Regions from separate parts of the Homo sapiens genome. Here region 2 is linked to region 1. Evidence: chromatin contacts called from ENCODE POLR2A ChIA-PET data. All regions are on one chromosome and are shown on one strand. The core of a region is the stretch at or near the end of the contact, and the rest is flanking DNA. Distances in the headings are between cores, read along the strand shown.

Region 1 (3,346 bases), core at 794-3,293:
CTTCTTTCCTCCCTCCCTCCCTCCCTCCCTCTTTCTTTCTTTTTTTTCTCAAGATGGAGTCTTGCTTTGTTGCCTAGGCTGGAGTGCAATGGCGCGATCTTGGCTCACTGTAACCTTCGCCTCCAGGGTTAAAGCAATTCTCCTGCCTCAGCCGCACAAGTAGCTGGGACTACAGATACCTGCCACCACGCCTGGCTAATTTCTGTATTTTTAGTAGAGACGGGGTTTCACCATGTTGGTCAGGCTGGTCTTAAACTCCTGGTCTCAAGAAATCAGCCCGCCTCAGCCTCCCAAAGTGTTGGGATTACCAGCATGAGCCACAGTGCCTGGCCTACTGTATCTTTTCTATGTTTAGATACACAAATATCATTATGTTACAATTGCCTACAGCGTTGAGTACAGTAGCATGCTGCATAGGTTGGTAGCCTGGGAGTAATAGACTCTACCATATGGCCTTGGTGTGTAGTAGACTATACCATCTAGGTTTGTGTAAGTACACTCTAAGATGTTCATATGACAAAACTGCCTAAGGATGAATTTCTCAGAACATATCCCTGTTCTTGAGGACACATGACTCTATTTACATATGAGAAAAGAAAGCATATGTCCACACAGACTTTGTACACAAATGTTTGTAGCAAGTTTTTTTTCTTTTTCTTTTTTTTTTTTTTTTGAGTCTCACTCTGTCACGCAGGCTGGAGTGCAGTGGCACGATCTGGGCTCACTGCAACCTCCACCTCCCGGGTTCCGGCAGTTCTCCTGCCTCAGCCTCCCAAGTAGCTGGGATTATGGGCGCCTGCCACCATGCCTGGCTAATTTATATGTTTTTAGTATACACACATATATACTGTGGGATTCCATTTATGTACGATTCTACAATTCTAGAAATGCAAACTAATCTATAGTTGCAGAAAGCAGGTCAGTGGTTGCCTGGGGACAGTGCTGGGAGTGGCAGGATGGTGAGATTACAAAGGAGCAAGAGGCAACTTCTGGGGTGATCTATATGTTAATTATCTTGAGTATGGTGATGGTTTCATGGGTATACACTTGGGTATATGTCAAAACTTCGGCCAGTCGCAGTGGCTCATGCCTGTAATCCCAGCACTTTGGGAGGCGGAGGCAGGCTGATCATGGGGTCAGGAGTTCAAGACCAGCCTGGACAACATGGTGAAGCCCCGTCTCTACTAAAAATACAAAAATTAGTGGGCCTCGTGGCACATGACTGTAATCCCAGCTACTCGGGAGGCTGAGGCAGTATAATTGTTTGAACTTGGGAAGCGGAGGTTGTAGTGAGCCGAGATGGCGCCATTGCACTCCAGCCTGGGTGACAGAGTGAGAGTCTGTCTCAAAAAAACAAACACAAAACTTTTCAAATTGTACACGTTAAATACCTACAATGTATTATACTTCAATTATCCTCAATAAATCTGCAAAAAAACACTGATTTTTTTTTTAAGACTTACAGAGTAAGACTGGGCCAAAAATAGTAACCACTGCCATTTGTAATGTTGCATTATCTGGCAGGTTCTTTTTTTTCTTTTTTTTTTGAGACGGAGTCTCGCTCTGTCGCCCAGGCTGGAGTGCAGTGGCGTGATCTCGGCTTACTGCAAGCCCCGCCTCCCGGGTTCACACCATTCTCCTGCCTCAGCCTCCCGAGAAGCTGGGACTACAGGCACCCGCCACCACGCCCGGCTAATTTTTTTTTTGTATTTTTTAGTAGAGATGGGGTTTCGCCATGTTAGCCAGGATGGTCTCGATCTCCTGACCTCGTGATCCACCCGCCTCGGACTCCCAAAGTGCTGGGATTACAGGCGTGAGCCACCGCGCCCGGCCTATCTGGCAGGTTCTTTGCAAAGTCCTTTGCAAAGATTATTTCATTTAGTTCTCAAAATGTTCTTGTGAAGTGTTTTTAAATTAATTTTTGGAGGTTTAGATAGAGTAACTTGCCCAAAGCTACACACAAAGCTACCAAAGAGCGAAGGAAGGACTCAAACTTAGGTCTGTCAGACTCCGAAGCTGGGCTCTTAACTCCTGCACGACACTGCCCTCTATGGTCATCCCGAGGTACTAACATCAATGAGGCCTGGTTAACTACTCATGACATCATCTTTAACTGTAGCCTGAGAAAGTCACCCAATTTTCTTTTTCTTTTTTTTTTTTTCCAGAAAGAATTTCGCACTTTCGCCAGGCTGGAGTGCAGTGGCATGATCTTGGCTCACTGCAACCTCCACTTCCAGGTTCAAACTATTCTCCTGCCTCAGCTTCCCAAGTAGCTGGGATTATAGGCGCGTGCCATCACGCCCGGCTAATTTTGTATTTTTTAGTAGAGATGGGGTTTCCCCGTGTTGGTTAGGTTGGTCTCAAACTCCTGACCTTAGGTGACCCACCCGCCTCAGCCTCCCAAAGTGTTGGGATTACAGCCGTGAGCCAGGGCGCCTGATCCGGAAGTCACCTTTCATTCAGAGTGCCTGAATCAGGGTAAATAGTGCATTATACTAGAAAAAAGGATGTGTCTTCAGGACTTCTTTCTGGGGTCCAGGGATGTGGGAGGGAGACTGTATTCCTCTTCCCCACCCCAATCGATCTCCTCCTCTCCTAGTGCTCCCCACACCCCTCCCAATGTTTCTGGGCCTATCTCACCTTGCTGCCTTCCCACACATTCTCATATTTCAGAAATGATGAGTCCAACACTGATCTAAGAGAGTAGAGAGAAAAGGTTAGGAAAATAGCCTTGGGAGGCAGCTGTGAAGTCAGGGTCCCTGGGCCTGTAGATAGTGAGTTGGGACTCCAAGTCACACTGCACACTTGGCTTGTGAGCATGATGTTCACCATGGCTCAGTTGCACCTATTCGTGCAGTCACCACCAGAAGCCCAAGCCTCCAGCTCATTCCACGTCTCTCAGATTCTGGTTCTCATGCAGTCCTTTCTGACCCCATTTGCACTCTTCCCCATCTCCTGAAACCCTTTCACAGCTTTCTGGAACCCAGGATTCATCATCAATAAAATCCTCCAAATGCAACATTCCCTTCACCATCTGCTCTGCAGTATAGTCCACAGACCAGTTGCATCACAATCACTTGGGACACTATTAAAATGCAGATTCCTGGCCAGGCGCGGTGGCTCACGCCTATAATCCCAGCACTTTGGGAGGCTGAGGTGGGCTGATCCCTTGAGATCAGGAGTTCAAGACCAGCCTGGCCAACATGGTGAAACCCTATCTCTACTAAAAATACAAAAATTAGCCGGGCATGGTGGCGGGCACCTGTAATCCCAGCTACTGGTAGGCTGAGGCAGGATAATCACTTGAACCCGGGAGGCGGAGGTTGCAGTGAGCCGAGATCGGGCT
Region 2 (3,509 bases), core at 367-2,866, 530 kb before region 1:
CCCAGGCTGGAGTGTAGTGGCGCGATCTCGGCTCACCACAACCTCTGCCTGCTGGGTTCAAGCAATTCTCTGGCCTCAGCCTCCCAAGTAGCTGGGATTACAGGCGCCCGCCACCATGCCCAGCTAATTTCTGTGTTTTTAGTAAAGACTAGGTTTCACCATGTTGGCCAGGCTGGTCTCGAACTCCTGACCTCAGGTGATCCACCTGCCTCGGCCTCCCAAAGTGCTGGGATTACAGGTATGAGCCACCGTGCCCAGCAAGACAGGAACAATTTTAAAAGAGCAGTAGCACCTATGCCTGGAAGGAAATGGGTACTTTCATACATGGCTGGTAGAAATGTGAGGTGACACAGCCTTTGTGGAAAGCAATCTGGCAACATCTATAAAACTGAAAATCCATATAGCATTCAACCTAGCAATCCACCTCCTGGGACTCTAGCCCCCAGAAATAGAAGCATTCATATATAAAAATATAGCACAAGGGTGTTTAGTGGAGCATTATTGATAGCAGCAAAAAAACGAATCTAAGTGAATGCCCCCATTGGGTATAGCTAAAGAATTCTGGCATATCTGCAGCATGAAATATAATGCAACCATTAAAAAAGATAAAATTAGAGCAGAGGATCTCAACATTAGCTGCAACAGAATCACCTGGAGGGCTTGTTAAAACCCAGATCACGGCTGGGCGTGGCGCAGCACTTTGGGAGGCCGAGGCGGGCGGATCACCTGAGGTCAGGAGTTTGAGACCAGTCTGGCCAACATGGTGAAACCCCGTCTCTACTAAAAAAAACAAAAATTAGCTGGGCGTGGTGGCGCATGCCTGTAATCCCAGGTACTCCAGAGGCTAAAACAGGAGAATCGCCTGAACCTAGGAGGCGGAGATTGCAGTGAGCCGAGATTGCACCACTGCATTCCAGCCTGGGCAACAGAGGGAGACGCCCTCTTAAAACAAACAAACAAACAAACAAAAGCCCAGATCACTGGGCCCCATCCTCAGAGTTTGTAATTCAGTAGATTTGGAGGGTAGTCCAAAATTTCTGTTTCTAAAAATTCTCAGATGATGCTGATGCTGCTTGTTCAGGGACCACACTTTGAGAATCACTGGTGTAGGATACTGTTAAGTGAGATGAGTGAATGTAAAAATATATTTAATCTGGTCCAATTTTTGTAAAATAAACAACTCCCCAAATGCTATACATATGTGTATTCATATGAAAAAATATGACAAATGCTACACAGTAGGACATTAACATGAGTTTACTTGTGGAGGTGGTGGAGGGGGAGTAAGAGGACACCATTAAAACTGTATACCATATATATGACCACATGCACAGATCATCTTTTACGCTGTTATGTAAAATTGTGTGTAATATGATTAAAAGGAAAAACAAAAAACAAGTAGTTCCTAGCCTTATATTACTTCACTTAAAGCACAGTAGTAGGGAAAACCACCACACCATTTTTCAGGCATGAACATACCTGATACGAAGACACAGGAGAGGAAAGGTATGGGGAGAGTGCAGACTGAGCAAGCATCCTGTTGGGGGTGATGTTATAGGGGGCTGGGTAAAACCTGTGGGAAGGAACCTCAATCAGTACTGAGTCACAGGAAACCACAAGGGAAGGGTCCCAACTGATAGGCACAGCCAACGTTCCCTTGACTTTCAAATAGAGAGAATCAAGATGAATCATTTGAGTGTCTGGACACAGGCCATTATCATTTTCAGGTGGCTTGATTATATAAAACCTTACCCATTCTGAAGAGCTGTGGTGGGGTCATAGGTCAAGGCCATGACGCCCTATAAAGAAAGAACACAGTGTTCACATTGTGAGCCCTTGAGTGAGAATAGGAGCTGGCCCAGAATGTCCAAGGCTGGGAATGTTTTGGTTTAACAAATTAAAGCCTAGACAAGTCCCACTACAGCTGTTTCAGAGTTTTTCTAATTGTGCAGGCCGCAAAGCCACACTCGAGAACAAACTGGCAGTATGTTCACAGCCAGCATTTCTCAATTACGTACTGTAGCTCTCAAGCTTTCCACCTAAGCTCACAGAAATCATGCCATGATCATTTCCGTTCCACTTTAATGTCGTTAGTACTCCTGTCTCCTCAGAGGTCCTCTTACCATGTCTGCATTCCTTGGCCAAGCCCGTCCATTTTGCACAAATTTTCCTTGGTTCTGTCGTTTCTTTGGCCCGCCATCAGCAAATTTGCAAAGCAAGGGATCGGATGGGGCTGCCGAGAGAGAAGGCAGATGGGCAGCTGAGTCCCACCTCATGTGGCCCAGGCACAGTCATGCAAAGCTGCTCCAGAATCTTCACTGGAAGTAACAACCTGTGGCCCTCTCAGCCTGAGCCCCAGATGCCTCACCTGGTACTCCAGGGGGTGTCTTAATATATTTTCCATTAAAGTGGGTGATGATGGCTTCACACTTCTCTGTGGACTCCATCCTAAGGAGCATAAGAGGGGTTAGGCTCTAGCTTCTCCAGGATCTGTGCTCTCCACACATTGAAAGAGAAAGCAAAGCTCTAAGTTCCCAGCCCCACAACTGCTCCAAATGTTATGACTACAGAAACACAGAGTGTCTGCCACACAAATTCAAGGTTCTTGAAGAGGTAACCCCAGCTTGTAATGAAGGTTCTTTCAACTGGTCCCTGTATGGGATCCTCATAGGAATAATGGCAGTCTTCAGACTATTAACATGGGCCCTCTCTTGTATCTGCCATATAAATAAGAATACAAGAAATAGAGGTTGTTACCATTATTTTTTATTAGAAAATTCTGAATGAAAATTGTTCCTTTAATTTGATAAAATTGTACAAGCTAAGAATTTGCCAATATTTATTTTTTGCTCCTTGTTGTAATTAAGGTCAAGGTCTAATTAGCTATTGATAATATCATTAATATTTCATGAATCTGTGGAAGGAAAAAGCAATAAGAAAGAGTTCATGGCCCATAGTGATAGAAAAAGGAATGTTGGAGTCTACTGAGTTAGTTTCTTGTTGGAGAAAGAGAAATAAGGAATCAGAAGACTGAGATTCCAGCACCACTTCGCCACCCAGAGCTCTGTGAGTTAGGACACTCACAAAAACCCTCTGATCCGCCGGGTGCGGTGGCTCACGCCTGTAATCCCAGCACTTTGGGAGGCTGAGGCAGGCAGATCACTTGAGGTCAGGAGTTTGAGGCCAGCCTGGACAACATGGAGAAACCCCATCTCTACTAAAAATACAAAAATTAGCCGGGAGTGGTGGCACTTGCCTGTAGTCCCAGCTACTCAGGAGGCAGAGGTGAGAGAATCGCTTGAACCTGGGAGGCAGAGGTTGTAGTGAGTCGAGATCACGCCATTGCACTCCAGCCTGGGCAACAGGGCGAGAATCTGTGTTAAAAAAAAAAAAAAAAAAAAGGCCAGGCTCAGTGGTTCACGCCTGTAATCCCAGCACTTTGGGAGGCTGAGGCGGGCGGATCACAAGGTCAGGAGATCAAGACCATCCTGGCCAACATGGTGAAACCC

What was found. ChIA-PET counts read pairs that join two places held with the same protein, here RNA polymerase II (POLR2A).
Region 2: POLR2A ChIA-PET joins it to region 1 with 22 read pairs in activated CD4-positive, alpha-beta T cell. The contact joins two enhancer-like sites. POLR2A ChIA-PET finds 5 or more read pairs at or near these places in 2 of 52 experiments (T-cell and activated CD4-positive, alpha-beta T cell).

The regions. Positions count from the first base shown.
Region 1 is chr12:56,045,993-56,049,338 of GRCh38, reverse strand. No RefSeq gene overlaps it. Among named protein-coding and RNA genes, the nearest start is that of RPS26, 5.7 kb to the right of the region's middle. RefSeq lists enhancers at 1,840-2,134, 2,725-3,318 and a cis regulatory region at 1,861-2,235. Within about 2 kb of position 2,043, at least 6 of the 41 ENCODE cell types and tissues checked have a DNase peak (open chromatin) inside an H3K27ac peak, as active enhancers do.
Region 2 is chr12:56,580,123-56,583,631 of GRCh38, reverse strand. It overlaps RBMS2 (RNA binding motif single stranded interacting protein 2), which reads right to left. Exons shown (of 14, transcript NM_002898.4): 6 at 2,369-2,448; 7 at 2,124-2,233; 8 at 1,753-1,799; 9 at 1,480-1,573. Among named protein-coding and RNA genes, the nearest start is that of BAZ2A, 48 kb to the left of the region's middle. RefSeq lists an enhancer at 1,437-1,486. Within about 2 kb of position 1,616, at least 5 of the 41 ENCODE cell types and tissues checked have a DNase peak (open chromatin) inside an H3K27ac peak, as active enhancers do.